Regions from separate parts of the Homo sapiens genome. Here region 1 is linked to region 2. The links are chromatin loops, found by intact Hi-C in ENCODE. Cell type or tissue: Calu3. All regions are shown on one strand. Links, peaks and the distances in the headings refer to the core of each region. The heading gives the core; the rest is flanking DNA. Region 1 overlaps APPL2 (adaptor protein, phosphotyrosine interacting with PH domain and leucine zipper 2). Region 2 overlaps C12orf75-AS1 (C12orf75 antisense RNA 1).

The links. Hi-C counts contacts between places; a loop is a spot of excess contacts. Peaks named below come from ENCODE experiments on the same cell type or tissue, not always from the same donor. Only the 100,000 strongest peaks of a DNase experiment are listed, where the experiment ranks them.
Region 1: a loop joins it to region 2, with 7 times the contacts of the local background. A loop is called at or near these places in 2 of 110 quality-filtered maps.

Annotation. Positions count from the first base shown.
Region 1 is chr12:105,210,174-105,219,603 of GRCh38, forward strand. It overlaps APPL2 (adaptor protein, phosphotyrosine interacting with PH domain and leucine zipper 2), which reads right to left. Exons shown (of 21, transcript NM_018171.5): 3 at 7,493-7,552; 4 at 6,896-6,967; 5 at 1,057-1,144. Among named protein-coding and RNA genes, the nearest start is that of APPL2, 21 kb to the right of the region's middle. In Calu3, for the core only: no CTCF peak of the experiment used is centred there; DNase peaks (open chromatin) are centred at 4,188 and 4,698.
Region 2 is chr12:105,313,706-105,322,907 of GRCh38, forward strand. All of the region lies in intron 1 of C12orf75-AS1 (C12orf75 antisense RNA 1), which reads right to left. Among named protein-coding and RNA genes, the nearest start is that of C12orf75-AS1, 8.7 kb to the right of the region's middle. In Calu3, for the core only: no CTCF peak of the experiment used is centred there; a DNase peak (open chromatin) is centred at 4,516.

The DNA.
Region 1 (9,430 bases), core at 422-8,421, 100 kb before region 2:
ATGGTCTCGATCTCCTGACCTAGTGATCCGCCCGCCTCAGCCTCCCAAAGTGCTGGGATTACAGGCGTGAGCCACTGTGCCCGGCCAATCTTTACCTTTAAGACTTGTCTTTAGATTTACTGCAACCTTCTCCGCCCCAACCCCCGCCGCAAAAAAAGCTTAAAGTGATATATTTTTAAAGAGTAAGTAATATACTGACCAGATCTTTTAGCATTCAGGTTTAGGCTTTTTTGGGGCCAGCAACTTGTTTATATCAGTGTTCTAGAAAATGTAATTCTTAAACTCTAAGTAATAAATACTTCCAATGAAGAGACAATAGGACTAGAAAATGTGGAGTCCCTTTTCTAACATCAGCGAAGTTTTTTCAAGATTATTCACGCTTTTTTATGTGCATTTTGTGACTACTTTGATTTCTAAGAAATATAAAATTGTCCTAACGCTTTATTTTAGTTGAAGAACCAAAATTAGTCCAAAAGGACAACTAAGTTTTCTGACTGACTCACAGATTCCCTTACTCACTAACTGGTAGTTCCATAAGAGCAGTCCCCATCCATCGTTCACAGCTGCATCCCCAGAGTCTAGCACAGAGAATGCATGGTTCCTATCCCGTCTTCCCCTTTCTCCAAACCCCGCTTTCCATTCCAAAGCATTCACGGTTCCCCCAAGAACAGCATGACTTTACAAATGTCCCCTAATCTGGAACACAGCCTTAATGTCATTTTTCAAAACCCAGCTCAGAGATCACCTTCTTCAGGAAGCCGTCCCTAGCACGCCTTTCTGTGTGCTGTTTCTACTCCTGTGCGTCTCTGTCCTGCTACCCTCAGCAAATGACATTACAACGATCTGTTTCCACACCTGTCTTCTCACTGGCCTGTGATCTCCTTTAGGTGAGCCGGGAACACAGTGGGAAGTCAGTAAAAGTTCACTGAATTGAACTGCTCAAAAAGAAAGGCATTTCTCAGCGATCCACACATTGAAAGAAATGCAGTAAGAATTATTATGAAATGCATTACACAATATTTTGAAGGTAACTGGCATTGAACTCAGTTACTTTACCTGTGAGATCCTTTTCTCGGAATTGTATGATAGGTAGAACCATTGTGTCTGCCAACTGTTTAGCCAGCTCTGTATGGAGAAGATTAAGCTGAAAGAAAGAGAATGGTATTCAAGTAAATTAAATACATTATTATTATTGACATAGTCTCATTTCACCAAGGAATCACACTGAACACTTCCGTGTGGTCACAGAGCTCAGGCAGACTTCCTCAGCAAGTAAGTACCCTTCATAAAGCAGTAAATGATATTGGCCTAGAAGCATGAAAAATGAAATGCAAGGTTCTAACTGACCAGGGCACCAATGAAGCTTGCTAACAGAGTGTCTGGGCCCACAGTTACCCTGTTCACTGGGCAGACTCTGCTTCTTCTGTGTTCCCACTCTGGGCCCCACCCCACTGGAGAATCCTAATGCCTGGATGTGCCTGCAGAGAACACAGCCAGCTGTCAGTGCTGTCATGGCTCAGGACCTCGCCAGGCTGCTCGACTCTCTCACTCTCCAGGGAGGCTGAAGCCACGCCTGAAAGATGGGCCTGCTGGAAACCTACTCGCCTGAAAACCACGGCCAGCTATGGGCCTGGAAGTGACTCTGGAGAAAGAATACTCCCTAACGGCTAGGCGTGGTAGCTCACGCCTGTAATCCCAGCACTTTGGGAGGCTGAGGCAGGCGGATCATGAGGTCAGGAGATCGAGACCATCCTTGCTAGCACAGTGAAATCCTGTCTCTACTAAAAATACAAAAAATTAGCCAGCATGGTGGCGGGCACCTGTAGTCCCAGCTATGTGGGAGGCTGAGGCAGGAGAATGGTGTGAACCCGGGAGGTGGAGCTTGCAGTGAGCCGAGATCGCACCACTGCAGTTCAGCCTGGGTGACAGAGCGAGACTCCATCTCAAAAAAAAAAAAAAAAAAAAAGAATACTTCCTACCAAAACAACTCTGCCAGATTTCAGACCTTTAGTCTAGAAAAGGACCTGAGAATAAGATAACTGCATTTGGATGTGATGCTCCTCACCAGATGATTTTAACAGCCCTTGACTCTTTCTCCCCTTCTACCTCAAGGACTGAGTAAATTCTATCTTTGTAAATTATCTAGGAGAAATAAAAATTATCCCTATCAGTGCATTTTTGAGTACTTTTTGCATGCCAGCTTTATACGCTCAATACTAAGTAGTTCTCACCCATTCTGTGAGTTAGGTATTATTTATCATCACCACTTTACAGACATGCAAATAGCTCTCCAAATCCAGAGGGCAAATAAACAGCATAGCTGGGCTTTTAATCTGGGGCTGGTGAGATCTAAGATTCGTTTACTTTCCACTACATAGCCTGGGATACAGAATTTGTCCTTTATGCTCACGTTTGGGAATCTAGACGTTGGCAATGAATACAGTGGAAGGGATCTTCCCACTAGACCACAGACTTCCAGATATTTTGGGATTCCTGCTGGGTGACTAAGGGGAAATCACCCAGCAATCACTTTTGGATTCAACATGTGGCAAAGTTTCTTTTAGCAGTGCTGGCAGTCACGCATATTCATCAACCTTCTGCACACGCATCTCCCAACAGATCTGGTCCTTCGAGGCTGTGGCTTCAGAGGCCACTCTTACAAGCTTAAAGACTTGCCTAAGGTCAACCATTTGCCAGGCAAGGAAGCACCGGGGCAAACTGCTAACACTTTCCCTATCGCTCAACCAAGTCAAAGCATGGCAGCTGTATTTGAGGGTAACACAGGAAGACAGCCATGCCAGTAAATGCCTTCAGAACAGAATGTGATGACTACTTTTCCAGAATAACTTCTATAAGAAAGGTACTGTTTTTCATTAACAGTTAACAGGCTCTGTGCTTGACGCTTTGAGAGACATTATTTAATTCAATCAATATAATAGCCCAATTAAGTGGGCCTTGCTGATGCCATATAAGATGGAGAAACCAAAACTCAGAAAGATTAAGTGTCTTTCCAATGGTTATGCACTACAGAAATGGTACATTTCCCAGCTACTCATTTTCTCCCCAAGAATTAAGGGGGTTATGTCATCAGCTTTTAACATGGGGCTTTTGAGCTGTGAGTTGTACAGGATAATCACTGCTAACCAGAGCACCTTCACTCAGGAGAATGGAAGGGGAATGCATCACCTCTCACAACTTTAGCATCACCATATAGAAAATGGGGACAACAGCATCTTCCTTGCATGGCTAAGGCATGTGAGGACAAGACAGTGACATGAACAGGACACACTCAGAGCAGAGTGCCTGGCATATATGCTCGGTCTTCAATCAGTGGACTCTAATGACAATGACATCCTGTCTCAGGTGCACTCAAAAGAAGTGGTCCAGAAACTCTGCTTTTAGGGAAATCACCATGCGTGGAAATCTCTGTGTGACTTATAACATGGAAGATCTCATTCCAACGCATTCTATCAGGTGTAAGCCACATAAATTTCTACTTTTTGTTGAACTTTCCTGTAATTTCTGAGTCAAATAACTTGCCTTAAAATTTTTTCAACCTGGTTTAGGCCCAGGTAGAGAGAACAGCTACTCCCCTCTTCCCAGATTTAGGCCCCACCTGGGCTAACTGCTATCACTTTCTGGGTCTTTACATCAAAAGGTTTGTTTGAAAACTCCTTGCAGAGCTAACTCTTCCAGGGTGCCATGATACTACCTGTAACAACCACACTTCTGGCTGGGCGTGGTGGCTCACACCTGTAATCTCAGCACTTTGGGAGGCTGAGGCGGGCAGATCACTGACGTCAGGAGTTCAAGACCAGCCTGACCAACATGGAGAAACCCCGTCTCTACTAAAAATACAAAATTGGCCGGGCGTGGTGGTGCATGCCTGTAATCCCAGCTGCTTGGAAAGGCTGAGGCAGGAGAGTTGCTTAAACCCGGGAGGCAGAGGTTGCGGTGAGCCAAGATCGTGCCATTGCACTCCAGCCTGGGCAATAAGAGCAAAACTCTGTCTCAAAAAATAAAAAAATAAAAACCATACTTCCATCCTTTGGGAACTATTCACTCCCTACTAAAACAATCATCATTCCTGCCCATGACAACGTGGTTGTAAGTAAATATTTTAAACTGGAAATCTTGCTTCTGGGGTTTCGACAACTAACCGCGTTTCCTTAGCAACTCTCTTCTCAAGCAAACATGTGACTCAGGAGTGTAGTCTATTGCTTCTCGCCCTGGGTTATCTTTCTACTGTTCATTAAGGAAAACTCTTCCCCAACCTTCCAAAAATCACTTTTGCTCCTCTATAATCACATCTTCTATGTATCTTTTATCCATTTCAACACATCTGAGAGAGAGCCACGCAGTGCATGTGATATCATGATATAATAAAAAATATGTATTTGGTCTTTGCCCCCAGTTCTTGGCATAGAGCTCTGAAAACCCTTGTAATTTCCTCATCAATAGAAGTGCTAGGAGCATATTTTGTTATAATACTTGGTCTTTGACCCCAGTTTCTGACACAGAGATCCTAATCCTTTGGAATTTCCTGGATGATGGGAGTGTCTTTTGTTCTGATGAGGCAACTCCTGGTGGCCTCCAGGATAGGGGCTGGTCACCAGAAACACCAAACCACGATTATGAGCTTGGAGCTTTTAGCCCCGCCCCCATCTTCCAGGAACGGGAGAGAGCTGGAGGTTGATCACATCTATGTGATGAAGCTGCCAATAAAAATACCTGAACTGCAGGGTTTGGAGAGCTTCCAGGTCATTAAAACACCTGGCAGAGCCCAGAGGGGTGACGTCCCCAGAGAGGGCACGGAAGTTCCACGCCGCCTCCCCTGTACCTTGCCCTATGTATCACTTAATCTGGCTGTTCATCTGTGTCCTCTGTAATATCCTTTATAATAAAGGTAAATTTAAGTGTTTCCCTGATTTGTGGGCCATTCTAGAAAATAATCAAATCCCAGGGGGATGTTGCAGGAACCCCTAGTTTATAGCTCGTTTGTCAGAAGTACCAGAGGCCTAGACTTGCAATTGGCATCTGAAGTGTGGGGGAGGGGGTAGTCTGGCGGGATCATGCCCTTAACTTGTGGGATCTGAGGCTATCTCCAGGTAGATATGTCAGAATTGAGTTAAATTGTAGGACAGCCAGTTAGTGTCACAGAATTGCTTGATGTGGGGAAAACCCACACATTTTGGTGACCAAAGTGTGCTGAGTGCTGAAAGTATAGAAAGAGAATGAGTTTGTCTTTTTCCTACTGTTTAGTAGGGTAGAGGACAAAGCCCAATAAAAATCATATGACGTGTTCACTTTTACATCCCCCGTGCCTAGAACAGCGTCTGCTAAATAGGAGGTCATCAATAAATGTTTGTTGAATAAATAATGGCTTGTTGAACTGGTTTGTTGAATAAACGAAAATGCAATCAGTACAGTTTTATATGAATGTTAGTTTCTCATTTTGTAAACTGAAGACAGTATCTACTGCAGATCAATAACTGGTCAGTTAAATGGCATCTGCACACTCCTTTATGTTTATTCTTTATCATGATTTTTTGAGTATTCAAACTCCTTAAAAGATGGAACTATTTGGCCAGGCGCGGTGGCTCATGCCTGTAATCTCAGCACTTTGGGATGCCGAGGTGGGCGGATCACAAGGTCAGAAGACCGAGACCATCCTGGCCAAGATTTTTAGTAGGGTGAAACCCTACTAAAAATACAAAAAATTAGCCGGGCGTAGTCCCAGCTACTCGGGAGGCTGAGCCAGGAGAATGGTGTGAACCCGGGAGGTGGAGCTTGCAGTGAGCCGAGATTGCGCCACTGCACTCCAGCCTGGGAAACAGAGCGAGACTCCGTCTTATAAACAACAAAAAAAGATGGAACTATTTATATCTACCTAATTTTGCAGAGTTCTGTCCAGCACTAGTAGCATCTGAGCTCTTATGTTTTTTACAATTAGAATTTATGCACTTTTCCTATAATACCTGGTTTCGTTTTTTACAAATATTCCAAATGTACTGTAAAATATAGCTATAAGAACAGTTGTATTAAACCCTTTGTAGTAAGCTAGGCATGGTGGCCCATGTCTGTAACCCCAGCACTTTGGGAGGCTTAGACAGGAGGATCCTTTGAGGCCACAGTTTGAGGCCAGCCTGGGCAACAAAGCAAGAGGCCATCCCTACAAAATTAAAAAATGAGAAAAAAATATAAAAATAAACCCTTTGTAGTGGGTTGAACTGTGACCCTCCCCTAAAAGATATGACCACCCAGAACATGTGAATATTTGAAAAAAAGAGTCTTTGCAGATGTAATGAAGGATCCTGAAATGAGATCATCCTGGATTGTCACTAAATCCAATGCCAAGTGCCTGTATAAAAAGAGAAGACACAGAAGAGGAAAAACATGGGGGGTAGAGGGGATGTAAAGCCAGACTGGAGTGATGCTGCCACAGCCAAGGAACACCTGGAGCCACCAAAAGATGCACGAGGATTCTCCCCGGAGCCAACGGAAGCAGTGTGGCCCTGCCAGCACCTTGACTTCAGCCTTCTGGCCTACAGCACACTGGGAGGGAATAAAGTTCTGTTGTTTGAAGCTACATATTCATGGTAATTTACTATGGCAATCTGAGAAACTAATATACTCTCCTTTAGAAACCGAATTCTCAGAAATCTTTCTTTTGGTCTATTCTTCATATATATCGAAGCCATTCCCCTCAAACCAGAAACAAACATTAATAGTTAGTGTATAACCTCTCCTAGGAAAGGAGCTTTGTAAGATCAAGAAGTTGAGATACCTTCTCAGATATTTAAGTAGAAATTTAAAAATGGAAAGTGGGCCAAAATAACAACAAAAGAAAGTTCGAGAAAGAATCAAATACAAATTTTCTATGTTGCTATCTTACCTCATCCACCACTTTGGAAAAATAGTGGAGTGTTGAAATTACTTCTTCATCACCTTTGCCAAGAGCAAAGTTCTAAGACCAAAGAATAAAAGAAGCAGGTGTTAAGTGAATACTGGGGAATTCAGCACGAAGCATCACCTGCAGAACACGACCCTCCACACCGACGTCCTTTCTTCTCCAAGAGCACGTCCTATCAGAAGTGTCTACCTGAAGAGGGAGTCACAGCTATCCCCTTTGTCCTGCCCCCAGGGTGCACTCATCTGACCCTCCCTGGCCATTCCTTTCTGTCAAACATATTTTTTGACTTTATTTGAGTGTTTATTTCCTGGAATTGCTAATGTTGATTCACTTGTAGTTCCTTGGAGACTTGGAACCCTCAATGGCAGTTAATTACTTCTAGAGGCTAATTAGAATACCTCATAAAGACTTTGGGATAATCACTGATTTCAATACATCAGTGGAAGGGAAAAGACAGGACAAAAAAACTATGAAGAAAATGAAACAAATAATTTAGGTCTCTAAGGATGCCTCTGGATAATTCCACTTAAGAAAGTCCTGAACACAGCAGCATCACAGGCCACATAAATACCAAGTTACCTGTTTTTCATATGCCAGCAGTTGCTTAGAAAGCTGTTGTGTGGCCAGGCACATCTCATTCTGTGGAGAGAAGAGAAAAAGCAAGTAAGATTAGTCCAATGTATACATAGTCACTGAAAAATGCCATCTCTGAGAATCCCTTAAAAAGTAATATTGGCTGGGTCCAGTGGTGCACACCTATAATCCTAGTACTTTGGGAGATTGAGGCAGGAAGATCACTTGAGACCAGGAGTTTGAGACCAGACTAGGCAACACAGCAAAACTCCATCTCTGCAAAATAAAAACATTTTTAATTATCCAGGCAGGATGGCATGCACCTGTAGTCCCAGCTATTCAGGAGGCTAAGATGGGAGGACCCCTTAAGCCCAGGAGGTTGAGGCTGCAGTAAGCCATCATTGTGCCACTGCATTCTAGCCTGGGTGACAGAGTGAGACCTTGTCTCTAAAAAAAAATTATAAAAGAAAAAAAAATCCCTTTCCACCATATGGAGCTAAAAGAAAAAAGAAGAAGAAAGCATATGTGTGTGCCTGTCAAATAATAAAATGTTTTGTTCAGACATTTGGAAAACAATACCAAAACAAATCAAAAGGTTAAAGCTTGCTATTTTATTTTTTAACCCTTTACAAATGACTGCTCCTTCTGGTCAGTCAGTCCATAAAGAAATGTAGTGAGCAATTATAATGTGCCAGACATTCAACAAGGGCACAGTCCCTGTCCTCATGGGGCTTTTCAGGGAAGCACGCATCAAAAAAATAGTTACAAGTGTGATGAGAACTGCAAAAGAAAAATACTGGCTGTGTTGGGAGGCTCTGACAGACAGTCTCCAGGGAACAGATGTTCTGAAGACAAACTAGGAGTCAGCCATGGGGACGAGCTTTCCAGGAGGCGCCAACACGTGGAAGAAATGCACTGCCTGTCTGAACAGCTCTGAAGTGGAGCGTGGCTGGGGCAAGAGCTGTGCGCTTGGAGGTGATATCAGGCTGGGAATGAGGCAGTGGGAAGGTGTGCAGGCCCCCGGGGCCCAGGCTCACACATACTGGAAGCACAGTGGGGACTGAAGCAGCATATGACAAGGTCAGATTCCACCAGGCTTAGAACACTCGCTGGCAATGATGGATGGTAACAGAAGCACAGCTAAACCCAAGTATCCCAGAAAACCAGAGGAAACACTGCTCTTCAAGAGCTGCGATGCCCTGGGAGGCCTGTTTTGTGCCATTTTCACCAGCCCGTACTGCTCATTTTCCTCTCCTCTTGTTTATTCCTCTAATCTCTGGCTACACAGCGGTTTTCTACCACTATCCTCCTACCACTGATGTGGGCAGCCTAGAAAACTTGCCTTACATTTCTAAAGCTCAGTTAAAGCTTAAGATTCAGGGTTTATTCCTAAGGAGCAGAGCCACTGGGTCTGACATGGCACAGATGATGGGAGGACACTGGCCTACCTCCTTGGCCTTGGCCTCCACTGGCTATTTCTCCTGGGGTTGTTGTTCCTTTAAGGCTAAGTCCTGAGCTCTGCAGGAGCTTATTTTATTTTTCCCAGTCCTATTTGGCAGAATACAGTAGAGCCAAGTCCTACCTTTTTTTGACCCTCTTCGCAGACAACTGGCCAACCTGTTCCCTGACTTCCTGCTCTGCCCTAAGGAATAGGCATTAATAGACCAGGAAACGTGGCTCTTTTTCCTCAGAAGAAAGTCAGACAAATACAACAAAAGTGCCTGGCTCTGACATCCTACTGGTATTCAACCCCTTTCAAAACTAACCAGAAATGTGACTTCTAGCCACATAGTCAGGAAGTCAGCAAGTGGACAAAGCCACAAGCACAATGTCCTTCATTCAGATAGGAACGTCCAACAATTCTTAGCACACAGCAAGCCCTCAACAAATGTTTGATGAATGAATGAATGAACAAGATTAGAAGATTCATCTAAATTCCAAGTT
Region 2 (9,202 bases), core at 1,203-9,202:
ACAATATGAAATCTGGGCACCTTGAAAAAAGAACAGGATAACAGTGATGTTCAGGGAACAAGGGAGATAACCATTGGGTATGACTGCCTGAGAGCCAGGCAGAACAGAGCCATATTTTTCTTCTTACAAAAGCGAATAGGAGAAATATCACTGAATTCTTTTTCTCAGCAAGGAACAGCCCTGAGAAAAAGAATGTGTTCCTAGTGGGCGGTCTCTAAAATGGCTGCTCTAGGAATGTCTGTCTTATACGGTTGAAGATAAGGGATGAAATAAGCCCCGGTCTCTCATAGCGCTCCCAGGCCTATTAGGACGAGGAAATTCCTGCCTAGTAAATTTTAGTCAGACTGGTTGTCTGCTCTCAAACCCTGTCTCCTGATAAGATGTTATCAATGACAATGCATGCCCGAAACTTCATTAGCAATTTTAATTTCGCCCCAGTCCTGTGATCTCTCTGCCCCCATTTGCCTTGTGACATTTTATTGCCTTGTGAAGCATGAGATCTCTGTGACCCATTCCCTATTTGTACACTCCCTCCCCTTTGAAAATCACTAATAAAAACTTGCTGGTTTTGTGGCTTGGGGGGCATCACAGAACCTGCTGACATGTGATGTCTCCCCTGGACACCCAGCTTTAAAATTTCTCTCTTTTATACTCTTTCCCTTTACTTCTCAGACTGGCCGACACTTAGGGAAAATAGAAAAGAACCTATGTTGAATTATCGGGGGCTGGTTCCCCCGATATCATAGTGTTCCTATAACAATGTACTTGCTAGGTCAATGTTGATCAGCAAATGATCCCAAGGAGACTTGCATCTGTATCACCTGTGGGTGTCCTAATTTAAGATTCAGATTTGTAGGCTCATATCAAAGTTACTAAATGTGACTCTCTGAGGCTGAGGCCTAGGAATGCACTTTTATTAAGAAACTCATCTAATTCTGATGCTTAGTAAAAGCTGAGAACTACTGAACCAGTTTCACCAGACCAGTGTTTCTGTGTTTCATAAGTCCAAGGGGTACATTTTCATTGTACTCCACGTACTCCCGGGGTGGCACATATGTAAAATAAAATCTGAATGGTGTCCCTGGGGCTTTGTAATATAGAGCTATTGCTTGGCCTTATCCTACTTTTGCTGTCATAGGCCTTCTCCTAGAAGGTGTGGTTCATTCCTAGTGACACTGAAGAAGCTCTTAGCACCATTCACTGTGGGGAGCTGAGGGCCAAGTCCCCACTTCTAGTAGCAGAGCCCAAATTGATCTCATGTATGTCCCTGGCAAGCTATGGAGAATAAGAATTTCATTCCATGCCAATAGGTAGAAATTGCTTCTGATTTATTGTGCAGGGAAATCTAGGTCACAATCTCTAATAGCCAATGAGTGCTCACTGGATGGCAAGAGAAGCCCATATACCAGAACTATGTGTTTCAAGGGGATGTGGGACTCCAATTGGAACAAAGTAATTTGTTCCAATTACTTTTTTCTTATTGGCTGTACATTTCAAAAGCCTGTATTCAGGAAACTAAGGAGAGAGAAAGTCAGGAAATGCTGCACAAAATTGCTTTGAACAATCTCTGATCTGGTTTATTGACTCCTTCCTCAAACAAGTTCTACTTGTACTGACTTCCTGACTCAATGAACATTTGCTCAGCATCCATCAGAGAAATAATAGCTGAAGTCGATGGGAGGTTACCCATGCTTACCACGTGTTTGACTGAGCTCTGGGAATGCAAAGTCAAATAAAACCCTGATCTTGTGGAGTTTATATTTTAGTTGGTGGGATACAGAGGGATCTAAACAAGATATAATGATACAATGTGGTAAGGAATGTGCCTAAGGTATGGAGGGAATAGGAATTAATTCTTCTCAGGCATATAGAAGCCTTGTTTAAAAGGCAGCACTTGATGGGCCTTGAAGGTGGAGTATGAACGTGCTGGGTGGAGGAGGGGATGAAAACATGCCTGGCAGGAGCACCTGCATGAGCAAAGGTATGGTGGTGGGAGTCCATGTGGTGAGCTTAGAACACAGTGCTCATGACAAGGAGTGGCTGGAGATGGGTCAGGTGGGGACAAGGCCAGAGGTTAGGGTTGGGTTGGGACAAGGCTTTGAATGTCTGCTGGAAAGCCTCGCCTTTATCTTCTTGGGAAGCCGAGATTGGACATAAAGTAGAATGATGTGATCAGACATGTTAAGACAGAAAGAGCACTTGGCATCAGTGTGGGGTGTGGTTGCTTCCTCTCCTGAATGCCTTCCTTGTTGTCTTCATCTGACTAGCACTACTCATATTTAAAGATTCAGCTCAAGCGTCACTTCCTTTAGGGAGCCCTCCATGATCTTCACGGCCTGGCCACCTACCCGTCCCATGGGCCTCCGTTGAAGCTGACATAAACCTGGATCACAGAGCCTGACACATCTTAGGGCACATTTGTTTCCCGGCCAGCCTGAGGGTCTGTTGAGGATTGGGCTCCTGTCTGCACTTCCCTATGGTTGGCAGCTGGCACAGAATCCAGCATTTTATAATGACTCACTAAAAATATTTATTGTTAAATAAATAAGAATAAGCATCCTCTGCTTTCATATTTTCTGAAGTTGTGAGTATGTAATTACTACCATTGATTTAATCCTTACTGTTTGTGATGTGCTTTATGATCTCATTTAATTCCCATACAAAACTTAGATGATAATGACAATAACATGACTACTACTATACTAAAACTGTCACCTGGTGCCTAACGTGCTTGACACTGAAGTGATTTGCTTATATTAACCCATTTAATTCTCATATGAACCCTTTTATGATCCTGAACAACAGAGGCTTGAACTGCTCAGGTCCACTGATATGTGGATTTTTTTTGACCCAGCCCCAGTGGAAAATACAGTATTCAAGGGATGCAAAACTCATATAAGCAGATTCTGCAGGGCAGACTGTGGGACTTGAGTGTGTGTGGATTTAGGTACATGGGGAATGGTTGGGGGTGGTTCCTGCAACCAATTCCTTGCAAATACTGAGGGATGAACACATTATTCTTTTTCTTTTTTACAAATAAAGAAACTGAGAGGCTGGGAGCAGTGGCTTTCATCTATAATCCCAGCATTTGGGAAGGTCGAGGTGGGAGGATCGCTTGAGCCCAGGAGTTTGAGACCAGCCTGGGCAATATAGTGAGACCTCCATCTATACAAAAAACACAAAAATTAGCTAGGTGTGGTGGTGCATGCCTGTAGTCCCAGCTCCTCAGGAGACTGAGGTGGGAGGATGGCTTGAGCCCAGGAGGTTGAGGCTGCAGTGAGCTGAACACACTGCAGCCTGGGCAACATAGGAAGACCCTGTGAGGGAAAGAAAAGAAAGGAAGAAAGGAAGAAAGGAAGAAAGAAAGGGAAGGAAGGAGAAAGGAAGTAGAAAGAGAGAGAGGAAAGAAGGAAGGAAAGAAGAAAGGGAGGAAGGAGAGCAAGGGAAAGAGAAAGAAGGAGAGAGAAAGGAAGGAAGGAGGGAAGGAAGAAAAAAGAAAGGAAAGAAAGAAAAAAAAGAAAGAAAGGAGTAAAGAAAAGAAAAAAGAAAAGATAGAAACAGATACACAGTGATTAAGTAACTTGCTTGTAAGTGGTGGTGAAGTTAGGATTTGGACCCAGGCACCACAGCTGGAGTCTGCGTTCTGTTTGCTGTATAGACTCTCTATCCCCTGGGCTTAAGTGAAGTTAGGATTTGGACCCAGGCACTGTAGCGCAGAGTCTGTGTTCTGTCTGCTATATAGACTATGTCCATCCCTGGGCTTAAAGAGGTTAGGAGGCTTTAGGTTATTTAGCTATAAATGGCAGGGTAGGGAGTTGACTCCATGTCTGTCTGGCTCCAAAGTCATAAGCCTCCAATTTCCTGCCCTGTTCTATCTTAAAACAGAATGCGAGTGTTCACCAGGGTCATCACTAAGGCATTTAGAAAATGAAATTTCTGCAAATTAAACACAGGGAGAAGTCTGATTCATGGTGGGGTTAGCAGCAGCCAGTTGTGGGTGAAGCTGGAGAAACTCAAGGTGGGTGGATTGAATCTGCAAGAAATGGGAATTCAGAATGCAGCCTCAATCTAGGACATTTCCAGCCTGAGACACTATCTGAAATCACACCGCAAGATCTTCAAGCTACAAAACACTGTAGTAGTTTAATTAATCTTTTTTTTTTTTAAAAAAACATCTGTTGTAGCATTTAAAATCAGAAAATGATGTCCTCATTATCTCTCTGAAGCCTGGCAGATTCTTCTCTACTAAAGGGTCCTGGATTTGAAAATCACTTCCTTTAGAAATCTCTTTTGAGTCCAGGTTCCAGGTGCAGGAGTCCAAATTCCTTTTGCTTTAGATAATGATTAAATGTCTCCTTTTCACCTTCCAGTTCCCTCCCTCTTTTCCAAGCAATTTAATCTTAACCATTCATGTATATTGTTTAGTTAGTCATGGCAACAAGGCCATTTGATAGGTCAATTAGCAGCTAAACTTAGACATGATATTGACATTCTGGCTGTGTTAGCCACATTTTTGAGATCCTAGTATAAAGGTTTGACTGATCTCCATGAATTGTCAATACACTTAGACAATGAAGGTGCTGTAATTGCAAAAGAAAAGAAATTTTCAGGACCGTTTAAATGTATTTTGCCAAGGGGGAAGTTAAACCCTGGAAACTGAGTCATGTAGCATGTTTGCAACTTACGCTTCTTAGATTATAGATTAACTCTCTTCTGCATTGTTCTTGTTCTGTAAATGATTAGAAGAGACCAGAGACCAGAATTCCTTCCCTTCCAATCACTGATCTTTGTTGTAGATTAAGCCCTTCCATTTTTGTCTTGTACGTAACTCAGACCAGATGGTACAAAAGAGTCCATGACTGTTACATCTTCAGTGTGGAATGTTAAATGTACCTTTCCTGAAAGGAAAAGACCACCTCGACTAATCAGATCATTGTAACTCTGCATTCGGCCTCTTGTAGAAAAATGTTGAAATTCTGCTAAGCTTCCCTAAACCTTGTCTATGTAAACAATCCCAAACTTCTACACTTCAGAACACTGACTTCCATTCTTTGGAATCTGTGCTTCCCAAGTGGCCATCTTCAACTTTTGCACTTGAATTCAACTCTCTTCAAACTAGTTTCTGGCCAGGCATGGTGGCTCATGCCCGCAATCCTGGCACTTTAGGAGGCTGAGGTGGGAGGATCACTTGAGGCCAGGAATTTGAGACCAACCTGGACAACATAATGAGACCTCTGTCTCTACAAAAAAGGAAAAAAAAAAACAAAACCAAAAAACCAAAAAAACATTGCCCAGGCATGGAGGTATACACCTGTAGTCTTAGCTACTTGGGAGGCTGACATGGTGGGAGGATCCCAGGAATTTGAGGCTGCAGTGAATTATGATTGTGCCACTGCACTCCAGCCTGGGTGACAGAGTGAGATCCTGTCTCTAAAAATAAAAAAATCAACAAACAAACTAGATTCTGACCCTTTTGATTATTTGAGGTTGACAAACAACAATGAAGCAAAACCAGGCCTGATCTCTGCCCTAATGAGGGATAGTCTAGAGGGAGAGAGAGAAGCACATCTCAGAATCATATACAAACATGAAAGTGCAACTGTGACAACTGCTTTGAGGATCAACAGGTTCTCTAATAGGGAAATTTAGCCTCATCAGGGAGGTTGAAACAAGGCTTTGTGAAGAAGCAACACTTGAGTAAAGCCTGAAGGCTAAGCAGAAATTAATTAGGCAATGAGGGGAGGGAAGGGTGTTCTAGGCAGAGGGAACAGCTTATGCAAAGGCTCAGTGGTGGGGAGGGCCCCGCAGTACAAGGAGCTGAAAGAAGGTGATAAAAGGAGTGTAGGAGCTGAAAGAAGTAGAAGTAGGAGAGGCAGACAGAAGTCAGACCAAGCAGGGGTTTGTAGGCCCCGTGAAAGACTTGTATTTGTATCATAAAAGCAATGGGAAGCTATTGAAGAGTCCAAGGAAAAGGAGGGGGTGGTGACTTGGTCAGTTTACATTCTGAAAGCCGCTCTTTAGTGCAAGGCATAGAAAGGGAAAGGGTGCTCGCTTGGATGCTGCTCTTCCCCGCCTCACTCTTAGTCCAGGAAGTCTGGCTGGAAGGCTGATGGAGCAAGCCTGGCCATATTGCCACATCCTCTCGTCCTCAGTGACTGGTTGAGGGACAGGCATGTAAGGAAATCGGGCTCAATCAGAAGTCCTGTCAGGTATTTAGCAGGGACTACAGGAACTGATGCATGGTCTTGCCTGTTGGCTTTGAACTTAAGATCACACGAGGAGCTGCTGTGGCTGTCTTACCACCACAAGGTGGAGAGCCTGATGCTACCAGGAGGTGCCTGCCGTATGGGACCTGAGAGTGAGGCTGAGCCCAGAAATGGAGTGAAACCAAGTCCCGATGGCTTTCATATCTTGTCCAAGCACAACTGAAGGCATCCTTGCTTCAGTACTTTTCAGTTACATAAGCCAACCCATTTCTGCCTTGCTTATACCACATTTCATCCAAAGAGTCAGTGGATTCGTAGGCAGGAGGGGGACGTGGAAGAAGTCTCCCGGGCATGCCCATCTGCTGGATCAGGACTGTGGAAGGAGCTGGGCTTCCTGTTTGAGCTACTCCTGCCAAGCAGAGAGGCTTTCAGAGGAGGAGCAGGAGCAAATTGGCCTCTGCCTGGGAACAGACATTTTTTGGTGCCTGGTAATCTAGTCTAGTCAGCTAGGAGCTGTGTAAATTTACCCTTCTCTATGCTGAAGGCTTAGTGCTGTGGGTGCTGTTGTCTTCTGGTTCCCTAGTAAAGTTTCTTTTACAAACTATAGTCAGCTCTTGGCCGACCTGAGGGAGAAAGGGAAGGAACCAGGGAACCAGAGAAGTCTCAATGCCCTGGAAGCCAGGGATCAGCGTGGGGTTGGGTGGGGAACATGGCAGCCACTGAGGATAGGCTTCAGCTCCAGGTAGATGTGCTTGCAGCCAAGAGCCAGGAGAAAACCATGATTGTCCTTTGTTCTTACCTATGGTGGGTGCTGCCCGCTAAGTACCTGCCTCCCCAGCCAGCTCCTCTGGACCACTCAGCCAGCTCTCTAGGTTTCCAGGGCCAGAGCTGCCTCTCAAGTCTGGTGGTTATTTGAGGCCAAAAGATCCACCTACAAACCTCAACCTCTCATTCTCCCAAAGGAAGCATATTATCTGCAAGGGAGGAGGACAGGCAGGGAGTGACATTGCTCTGTTCTCTCTTTCAGGATGAAAGGGGCAGAACCATCTAGAGAGCTGGACAAGAAACAATAAGCCATGAGTTTAAGTTCTTGCTCTGAGAACTTGTAAAAGAACTGTGAGCCAGACCTCTTTGGGCCTCTGTTTTCCTCACTTGCAAGTAAAAGCATTGGATTCAATGTTCTTAAATCAAATATTATACACATCAGACTGGATAACTGCCTTTTAAAACTACTCAGAAAATGAAGCTTCTTACAACTTCTGGAAAAATTGGTTGGGGTTAGTGTTTAGGTCACAATGGAAGGCAGAGCTCCTCCATCCCTCTGTCAACTAAAGGGAGGACAGCAGCTCTCTCTGACCCCATACAGCATTTGACCTTGGACCTTTCCTTCTGGGACTTTGAACCTCGAGAGAGAGGCACGTGGTTAAGTGAAGGTGGGGTTGGGTTTGTGACAGCAGCAGTGTGGGGTAGAGGCAGTGGCAGTAGTGTGGCACTAGGGGACAGGCACAGTGCATGCTAGCTGTGTGTTCCTTTTGCCCAACCTCCCTGGCTTCTTCATGGCATCCCAGGTCTGGTTCCCCAACCTTCCTATCAAGTCTGTGGACCACCCAACAACCTTATAGTTAATCCCTTTCCTGGTTACATCAGCCAGAGTCAGTTTCTGTTGTTTGCATCCCAGGTATCCCGGCTGATACATAGTGGAGGACACTTATGTTATTAAAACCCCAAACTAGCTAGAGACATTTTTGTCTTTTAAGACAGGATGACATAATTCATGTCAGCAGGAAAATAAATGTTTGTGTGTCTCTTTCCCCTGCTAAATGTGTTAGAAGAGGGTCTGGAGAGTAGCAGGGGGTAGGCTGTCCTTAGGGTGCACGTGCACGGGTATGGATATGGAACTTCTGTGTTGTCAGACTGTTTCCTTCTTGTATTTCCTTAAGCAGGATCAGCAAACTTTTCTGTAAAGGGACAGATAGTGAATATTTTTGGTTTTGTTGGCCATATAGTGACTGTTGCAGCTACTCAACTCTGCTGCTGGAATATAGAAGCAGAAATAGATAGTATGTAAATGAGCAGATGTGGCTGGTTTCCAATAAAACATTATTTTCAAAAACAAATGGTGGGTCGAATTTGCCTGTAGGCCATCGTTTGCTAATCTCTTTCCTAAAGCACTTAAAGCACTTTGTATTCGTTTGTGATAATTTGAATTATCGTTCAACCAATATTTATTCCTTTCCCTCTTCCACTGTGGACAAAGTACAATTCCCTAAACCAATGATGTTAGGCTTGGCCAAGTGACTTGCTTTGGTCGATGAAACATTAGCAGATGTAATAAGAGCCTTAAATATGTTGTCACAGTTTGGCTTGGATCTTGCATTCTGGTGATCCACTATGAGAAGCACATGCCCTGCGTAGCCACTGCCTCTTCAGTCCCAGGACAAACAACTCAGAGTTAGGATCCAAGCCCAGCCAACCTCAGTCCAAAGCAGAGCCACCCAGCTAAGCCCAGCCCAGATGAACTGACCCACAGTTGATCCACCTGCAGATCTGTGAGCATGAGAATAAATGCTTGTTATTATAAGTTACTGAATATTGGGATGGATTGCTAGCAATATTGTAACAGTATCTAAAATACCATCTTAATGCATTCATCACAGACTGTTTTATGGTTGCTTGTGTCATACATGTCATTTTTCCCTTACTGCATTAGAGATTCCTTGAAGCCATTCATCAGATCTAACTCTTCTTTAAAAATTCTGTAGCACCCAGCACATTGCCTTACAAATAGTGCTTCCTAAGTATTAAGATGGTGTGTAAGATACTGCTACAATGTCGCTAACAAACCACAATATAATATTAAATGGTGAATGTAGCATTCGTTCATTCATTCATTCATATAAACGTGGAAGAATTTTCTGCCTGTAGTGAAGAATGACATTTGCTACTCTCTTCAGAATGATGAGAAAAATATCTGACATGACAGTGACAGTGGACAT